2 separate regions of the Homo sapiens genome follow, and region 2 is linked to region 1. A link is a contact called in ENCODE Hi-C or POLR2A ChIA-PET data. All regions are on one chromosome and are shown on one strand. Each heading gives the region's core, a stretch centred on a gene start or an enhancer-like site at or near the end of the contact. The rest is flanking DNA. Distances are from core to core; before and after follow the strand shown.

Region 1 (4,886 bases), core at 359-2,858:
ATTTATAGGATATAATTAAAAGGTCACATGCAGGAGATAGGCCATGAGATTAAGAAGCAGCCAGGCTGCCAGAAACCATTTCTAGGCCACACCACAAGTGGCAAAGATCCCACTTTGCCACTCTGAACACCCAATTAGCACTTGGGCAAAGGAGAAAAAAGGAGTGGGTGGGCATGGCCTTGGACCACATTGCAGGTTATGATGGCTATGGCAAATGTTGGGGTATTTCCTAAAATAAAAGCATGTGTTCTAAGTACTGAGACAGAGTCGGGATGAAAGTTGAACAGGACACTTTCTGCTTTTCAGAAGTTGGGAAACGCACAAGACATGTGCTTAGCAAACGGGATGCCAGAGATTGAAGGGAAAGTAGCTCTTCCGCGGGAAACACCGTGGGATGCATTTTTTGCTATCAGGAAAAGCCCAGGAAGCTTTCTGAAAGTTGGGTAAAAAGACCTGGCCTTAGGAAAGCAGCAGAGTGGACATCAGGAATGTGCACAGGGCGAGGGACTGAGATGATTTTACATAAACGCCAGGAAAGAAAATGCCATGGTCCTTTGTTGAGAAGGAACAAAGATCACAGCAAACGAAGATCCTGAGGATGGTTTAGCAAAGGGTGAAAGTGAGTGCCTAGAAGAGCCTGATTTTCCCCGCGGGGGTAGATTCCAAAGAGCTTCCAGGGATAGAGATAGAAGGAGAGTACGGAGCAATCCGAAAGGGGTGAAGGTGGGCCTGGCTCGGGCTTAGGCCCAAGGATCTCCACCTCTTCCCCTGGAAGGTCCCGACGGCCTCTCCCGCCCAACATTCCGCCCGGGCGGGGGTGCACATGGCAGGCCCTAGCCCGGCTGTCCCCGAGCGGCGAACCCGGACGGACGGGTCTCGCCCTTCTCCCGGTCCGTTTCCTGGCCTGATCTCTCCGAGGCCGACACCGAGGCCAGGGGCCCGGAGCACCGCCCGCCGGTCTCTCCTTACCTGCCCAGACCCTGCAGCTGGTCCATAGTGACGGTCAGGTTGGTGACAGGCGACAGTCCCCCGGCGGCTGAAGCGCCAAATAGCGCCTTCACGACGGGCTGCGACGCGGGAGGGGGGCTGCAGGCGAAGAGCAGGCGGCGGCGGTGCGGGGGCTCCGGGCCCAGTTCCATGGCGGCGCCCGGCCTCGCAGAGCTCCCGCTCCCTCTTCCTCTGCCTCCGCCGCGACCGCCCCGCCCCGCCGACACCGGCCTCGGCCGCGCGCCACCGGCGCCCGCGGGTCAAACACAAACACGACTCCGCGGTTCAGGGACGCGGCTGCCGCGGGCAAGCGGCGCGGCCGGGCGGGTGTGCGGACCCTCCAGGCGCCAGCCACCAGCCACAGGCACGGGTGCTTCCCTCTCACACCGCGAGGCCAGCGGGCGGGCGGGCGCCGGCAACCTGAAGATTAAATCCAAACAAACGTGGCGGGTCGGCAAGAGAAGCCGGGCGAGAGCCTCGAGGCAACGGCCCAGGCTCACGCTGTCTTCGCTGTTCTCCCACCCGCTTGCCCAGCTCCGGGTAGCAGAAAACCAAGCCGACCTACACCTCTTACCCAGGCTGTCGCAGCCAGGCCGGCCTTTCGCGGTAATAGCGGCTCAGTGGGGCCAGCTGCTGCCCCGCCCCCCTTTCCTAGTTGGCGCCAAACGGAATCCACCAATCAGTAAGCAACTTCTCCTCCTCTCAACCGAATGGCAGCTAGGCTGGGCCAATGAGAGGGGAAGAAGAAAGCGGCTCGCGGGACTCTGCCAGGTCATCGGCTCTCAGAAGGGGGCGGAGCCCAGAGCAGAAGAGCGGGGATCAAAATGAGAGGGGGAGCAGAGGTCAATGAAAACTCCCAGCAGAACCTGCGAGGCGCTGCTCGCGGCTGAAAGGCCCCTTTGCCCCGTCGCATGCTGGGAAGCGTAGTTCCCATCGCGAGCTGCCGTCCAGTTAGCTTCGGCCCCCTTTGGGCCTCCGCTACCTCGCCCCCAGCCGGGCGCCCCACACTCTGAGGCAATGTGGAGGCTAAGGAAGACCTGTGGAGGTCTGGCCGGATCCAGCCTTGGCTCGGCCTCTAACCGTGCAGTATTGTGGACCCCTTTCTTCCGCCCCGGGCCTCCAGGCCCCATTTTATAATGAGGGAGGGAATGCAATGACCCCCAGGACTGGACTCGACCACCAGGGCCCAACTCTGGAGGGCTCACAGACCCTGGGTGCTGCTGGCCTCATGGGATTTGAACCCCGCAGTACAACCTGTGCTGTGGGCCTCAGCATTTTTTGCTCACTTCCATTCTAGCCCTTATTGGATGCTCTTAGAATCATTTCTTTCTTTCCCACCACTTCTTAGCCCCCTGGGAGCTCCTAGAGAGAAATAACAGCAAACACAATAATAGCAAATAATAGCTAAAGTTTACATAATGCTTATGCACTTGACACTGTTCCCAGTGTGTTAATCTGTATTAATTCATTTAATCTTTACAACTCTGTGACATAGGAATTATCCCCATTTTCTAAGTGGGCATATTTACTTTTACAGCGCCGAACCTGTGGCAGCTCCTAGACGGATTTTGAGGGCCATAAGTGCATGATTTAATTGCAACCTACTGCTGGGCTTAGTGGCTCACGCCTATCATCCCAGCACTTTGGGAGGGCGAGGTGGGAGGATTGCCTGAGCCCACGAATTTGAGACCAGCCTGGGCAACAAAGTGAGACACCCCCTGCCCCCCACTCAAAAAAAAAAAACCCTACAGTTTGAAAAGCCATGCTGGACAGGTGGAAACCCCAAACCTTTGGCCCCAACACCAGACCCTTCACAGTGAGGAACCTCTCTCTCAGGATTCATCTCCTTTTCTGTGCACCAGTGCTCCACCACCCAGGAACCTCCCTTCCCTCCAGAAACCCCAGGCTATTTAGGCCTCTCTGCACAGTTCACATGGTCTGTGGTCCCACTGTTTCAAATAGTTCTCCCTGTCGTATCTCTGAATACTTTCCTCTCCTCCTGTGTTTTATGTGGTTTAATACTTGGCTCAACAGGCCGGGAGCGGTGGCTCACGCCTGTAATCCCAGCACTTTGGGAGACCGAGGCGGGCGGATCACGGGGTCAGGAGATCGAGACCATCCTGGCTAACATGGTGAAACCCCGGCTCTACTAAAAATACAAAAAATTACCGGGCGTGGTGGCGGGCGCCTGTAGTCCCAGCTACTCGGGAGGCTGAGGCAGAAGAATGGCTGAACTCGGGAGGCGGAGCTTGCAGTGAGCCAAGACCGAGCCACTGCACTCCAGCCTGGGCAACAGAGCGAGACTCCGTCTCAAAAAACAAAAACAAAACTTGGCTCAACATTCCTGTTACTGCATTCATTCATTCAACATATGTTTATTTAAGGATTACTAGAACAAATTCAGTGCTTGAAATAATACCACAATCCCTGCTCTCAGGGAGCTCTGGTCCGCTGAGCATAAAGCTCCTTCTAATAATGGAATTATTACCATGACAATAGCTGTGGTTTGTGGAGGGATGGTGGGCACCTAGAGGAGGGGCGGGGACTGGGGAAGGCAGTACGGTGGGGGGCACGTCCTAAAGGAGATTAAAACTAAAGGTCAAGGTTGCTGGAGAAGGGGAGCTTGGGGCTGGTGGGAAGTGCTTTCTAAGGAAACGGCCCTCGGCAGCCAGGAGGTGAGGAGGAACGCCGTACTTGCCGGGAGCTACTCCTGAGTTGATCCAGTCGGTTCTAGAATGGGCACATGGGACTGGCTGTGAGGGACAGTTCTTGAAAGGATTGGAGTTTGCTGAAGAGTTTGGCCTTATCCTGTGGACAGTGGAGGGTGTGTGATAACCGGATCAGATTTGCTTTAGGGTGGATCAGTGGAGGAGAGTGGGGAGGCCTGAGGAAAAAGGAGGTGGCTGTCTCAAAAGTCTGGGAGATTCTGAAGCAAGGTGGGGGCCTTGGAGACAAAGGAAGGGAATGATTCTGTGAGCCCTGAAGGAGGTAGATCTCATCAGATTTTGATAATTGAGAGTTAAGATTGTAGGGGGCTAGAGGGAAGGGAGGAGGCTAGAATGATTCTTAGGTAATGATTCAAGTACCTGGGTGGATGTAACATTTCAACAATTGGAGGCATACTTCTTGGAGGAATTTGATGAGCTCAGTTTTGTGCTGGTGGACTGGCTGGGGGGTGTAGTCAGGAGGCAGATTTGGTGTTGATTAGCATGAAGATGGTAATGCCCATTGAGGATGTACAAAGGGTTTTTAGGACCCTGGATCTGGGGAGCACCAGCATTGAGGACTTGATGTAGTGAGACAGGACCGCAAAGCTGGGGCTGAGATAGAAACCACAAGGGAGTAGCCGAGTCCATAGTTCAGAGGTGCACCCAGGAGAGTCACTGAAGGTGGCCAGAATGAGGTCACAGGCAACTATGGAAATCATGTAGGAAGGCGAGGAGGTGGCCACAGAAGGCCATGGGAAGGGAAAAGTTGGCACAGAAGCTACAATACAGTTCAAGTGTGCCAAAATGCATGTACACAAATATTCATGGCCATGTTAATCATTTTAGCTCCAAACAGAAAGCAACCCTAATGCCCATCAACAATAAAATGGGTAAATAGAACAAAGTTATTTTATACAGTGATGAAAAGGACAGAAGCGCTACCCACAGTAGGAGTGAATCTCACATCAATGTCAAACATAAGAAGGAAGACACAAAAGAGAACATGCTGTTTAGGTCTGGCTCACACCTGTAATCCCAGCACTTTGGGAGGCTGAGGCAGGCGAATCACTTGAGGCCAGGAGTTCGAGACCAGCCTGGCCAACATAGTGAAACCTCATCTCTACTAAAAAAAAATATATATATATATACACACACACACATATATGTGTGTATATATACATAATATACATA
Region 2 (4,491 bases), core at 1,152-3,651, 170 kb before region 1:
CAACTACATGGCATGATGATAAAATACTCTCTTGACTACAATCTCACTATTAAGAGCTAGGTGCTCATAAACAGGAAATAAGGATATATGATGAGGCCACAGTACTTTGTTGTATGCTTTACTTTGGATAGTTCACAAACTCTGGAATTAATTACTGTACTAAAAATATTTTACAGGTCTATACAGATTAAACAGTGTTAATATCTAACTTAATTACACAGAAGTTCTGAAGAACCTTTTAAGCTCCATGAAGTCCTCCTGAAAATTTTAGGTCATTCGCATCTAGAGCCACTCACTCGGGGTCTGTGCTCATTCTGTCTGATGAGAAATTGGCAATCTGGTTTACCAATGGCCTGTTGCTGTCTCTGTCCTCTTCTATTCACCCCTTGAAAGGTGCTACTATGGGAGCTAAAATGCAGGGAAAAAACTCATGAAAAGCTAGAACAGAGCTTGGGCAAAATGGCAAAACCCCATCTCTACAAAAACATGTAAAAATTAGCCAGGCATGGTGGCACATGCCTGTAGTCCCTGCTACTCAGGAGGCTGAGGTGGGAGGACTGATTGAGCCCAGGAGGTTGAGGCTGCAGTGAGCCACTATTGCACCACTGCACTCCGGCGTGGGCAACAGAGTGAAACCCTGACTCAAAAAAAAAAAGCAAGAACAGAAGCCTGATTCCCACCATCATACTCACTTTTCCTAACCACTGTGTTAGGAAACCTTCATTTTACTGTGTCACATTAGCCAAATTTCTACCGACATTCATTTGCAGTAGCCAGCATTCTCTTTTTAAAAGTATAGAATCCTATTTCTTAATTTAAAAGTGGGTAAGAAAATGTACATCCCTGGAAAGACCATTGTTCATCCCAGAGATGGTTCTATTGAAGATGTCTGAGTTCTTGGTTCTGGTGTGAAAAAGGAAGAAAAATATTATGGCAACATGGGAACTTTCAGGGAATAAAGCAGATATAGATATGGTATCAAAGTAGGGAAAGGGTATACAGGCCCAGGAGCCCTAGGAGGCAAAAGAAAGGGAGTTAATACCATGCCAAAGACAAGCTTGCTATCTTTCAAAATATCGCCTCCTGTCAGTTTCAGCAGAAAGAAATAAACTTTCTTCTCAGTGACCTAGGCTACTTTGAGGCAAATCATTTTGAGTTCCAAACAACCCATTTAATAAACTTTAAATAATTATTACTAAAGGTAGGATACTGCTTATAATGCTCACTTATATTTTCTCTATAACTGATAGCCTGTCCTTTTTGGGTGGGTGGGGGCGGGGGCGGTTATGGACAAGACAAGGAACCATAAAGATATCTGGGTTAATGTTTTCTTTTATACGTTTGTTTTTGCATGACATTTAAATGACAGAGAATTCTAAAGCCAACACTAAGCTGCTATCCTAGGACATTAGTGAGAATGCTGTGGCCAAAATATAGTGCTCATTCCTCAGGCTTGAAAGGAACCCCACGTCGCCAGTGTGGGAGATCATTTATAATCTTGATGGATACAGGTATAGCCTGCTTCATAATAATTTAATATTCAACATCAGATTTTTTTTTAGTATGCCTAGCAGGTTTTTAGTTACTAATTAACTTTATTACCCAGATTTGTTTCTTACTGAACTTCTTTCAGAGGCCTGTTATACATCAAGCTGAACTTTGTCTGGCAGCTGTGCTGTTTTTAATTTATTTAACCACAAAACCTTGATTTATACTTTCAAGCAAAATGATATTTTACTTAAAAATAAATCTTTAGCAAGGATGTCTACAGGAATCAACTACCAACTTACACAGTTCACAGACACATATGATTCCTCAGACAAATCTGAATTTCTCCTGCTTCTCCTCCAAACCAGACTTGCAGATAGCAACAGACAACTGAGGAAGATCTTGACTATCCTGAGCAATAAACTACAACCCCCCTGAAGAATATATTAACTGTCCACCCCTAGGTTCCTCCCTACACAGTTCAAGGACAACAGCTGTGCTATTACAAACTGATGGAATTTCCAGGCTTGACAGGGTTCTGTTCGTAACCACCATTTGTCCTGTTCATCATAGGATTAGCAACAGCAGAGAGCCCTTGATTACTAGAATAGCTGAGGCCATCACACAGCTACATTCCTACATGAAAGAACACACTGATATAGGTTTAAAGAAGTTATATTTTACTTTCATGTAGTTACCAGAGTCCCCCCCACCCCCCATTTAAGGGAGCCCTGTTCTCTGGATATAAAAATACTGTATACACTTGCACACACATACTCACATACATAAAACCTTGCATCACAAAGTTAAAAGGCTACCTTGCTTACTTACAGGAACTATCCAGGCAGCTTGTGTTCAGTCCTGACTAAATGCATTTTGGATCAGGCACCTGCCTTCAACATTTCTGTCCAAATGAATTTCAATCTATTTCTCCAGGAAGAACACACCAGATACCTCCCACTGTTAGCCATGTGATACAGGCAGCATGATGTCTGAAGTCTGGTTACGGTTATGTAGGCCAAAATAAGAAATGACAATGACACAGCACTTACATTTCTGATATCACCAACCTTAAGAATGAATCTTCCATTTTATCTAAATTTTTTAAATGAGTAAAACTTTAAAAGATTCTTAATACCTAACCCCTCAAAATTTTGAAAAAGGAGCATTTTTTTTAAACTTTACATTTATCCCACTTCCTTCCTCTAACACAGGAAAACATTCAGAGTTAATCTATACCAATCCAAAAATTATTTCTAACCACATTCTAAAGGCATTTTTTTTTTTTTTGAGACAGGGTCTTGGCCTGTTGCCCAGGCTGGAGAATGCAGTGGCATGATCTCAGCTCACTACAACCTCCGCCTCCTGGGTTCAAGTGATTCTCCTAACTCAGCCTCCTGAGTAGCTGCGATTGCAGGCATGCACACCACCATGCCTGGCTAATTTTTGTATCTTCAGTAGAGACGAGGTTTCATCATGTTGGCCAGACTGGTCTCAAACTCCTGGCCTCAAGTGATCCACCCATCTTGGCCTCCCAAAGTGCTGGGATTACAGGCATGAGCCACCATGCCTGGCTCTAAAGGCTTACACCAGTTGAACTGATCTAGGATCCAATCCCCTCACTTTAATAGATGGAAAAAAAAATGAGAAATGGAAAAAACAAGTCACTTACAAATGAGGCTGAGACAAAGGATCGGCGAAAAGAGCCACAGAACACCAAAAACAGAAGCAGAGCGTGACAAAATAAGCAAAACCTTACAGTTTTGTAGTTTCTGCTTTTATCTAACACAATGACTTCGCTGTACTTCATATACCTTTTGAATTATACCTGCTTATACATACCTTTACCTACCTACTACTTATACCTACCTATCTTTTCTTCTGCAAGGAGGGAGGCAGGCAGGAAGAATCCTGAACATCAGGAAAACATTCCACCTGATCTTTAAAGGGACCCCAATGCCTAGATGTCTTTTTCTTTTTTCTTTTTTTTTTTTTTTGTAAATCCAAACTCTTACGTGTAATATCAAGGCTGACTGACAAGACTCAGTCCTATCACCCACCATAATCATCAGCAGCTTTCCATGTAGGGTCTCCCTACAATTTAGTCACATGGGACCATCTACCATCTTACATTATCACTGTACACCCTATGCTCATTTGCTCTCCAAACTTGAAGTTATCTTCTCTCCCTCCTCATTTGTGAAAGTCTTGAAATCAAGGTCCACATAAATTGTCTTACCACCTTTTCTGTGACTGCTTTTTAGAATCTTTCTCCCAGTAGTATTCAGAACTAATACATCATCTGTACTTGTAACAGTAGAGTCTGATCTATACTGTAGTTCAGTGGTCCCCAAACCTTTTGGCACCAGGGACAGGTTTCGTGGAAAACAATTTTTCCACAGATAGCAGGAGGGGTGAGAGGGAGGAGATGGTTTCGGGATGAAACTCTTCCACCTCCGATCATCAGTCATTAGATTCTCACAGGAGCATGCAACCTAGATCCATCGCATGTGCAGTTCACAATAGGGTTTGCGCTCCTATGATAATCTAAAACCACTGCTGATCTGACAGAAGGCAGAACTCAGGCACACTTATCGCAAAGTTAATGTAATGCTGTTCACCTGCTGCTCACCTCCTGCCGTGCAGCCCAGTTCCTAACTGGCCATGGACTGGTACCAATCTACAGACCGAGGGTTGGGGACCCCCCACTGTAGTTAGTTGTATATACCAGCTCCTGTAAACTGCTGGGTCCCAGAAGAGAGGACCACATCAAAGTGATGTGCACACCTTCTCTGTTCCTAGTAGACTACAGAGGAGACAGGCCAAAATGATAAAAACCAACAAAACAAGGGGCTAAAAACACATTTCTAAAATGACACGATGAAAGTTATTAGAAATTGAATCTAATTTGAAATTAATCAGAAGTTCCAAAATTACAAAAACTCTTCACAACTAGAAAAAGAATAAACAGATTCAAGGCTGAAAGGTTATCACCAATTACAA

The links. Hi-C counts contacts between places; a loop is a spot of excess contacts on that map. ChIA-PET counts read pairs that join two places held with the same protein, here RNA polymerase II (POLR2A).
Region 2: a loop to region 1 is called in a map with no recorded cell type, with 5 times the contacts of the local background. The contact joins the promoter of MAP4 here to the promoter of CDC25A in region 1. A Hi-C loop is called at or near these places in 1 of 37 single-sample maps with no recorded cell type. POLR2A ChIA-PET finds 5 or more read pairs at or near these places in 1 of 52 experiments (activated naive CD4-positive, alpha-beta T cell).

What each region holds. Positions count from the first base shown.
Region 1 is chr3:48,186,809-48,191,694 of GRCh38, forward strand. CDC25A (cell division cycle 25A) reads right to left here and starts at 1,609. Exons shown (of 15, transcript NM_001789.3): 1 at 970-1,609. The coding sequence starts at 1,139. RefSeq lists an enhancer at 694-1,322 and a silencer at 1,066-1,275.
Region 2 is chr3:48,014,015-48,018,505 of GRCh38, forward strand. MAP4 (microtubule associated protein 4) reads right to left here and starts at 2,402. Exons shown (of 21, transcript NM_001385682.1): 1 at 2,320-2,402.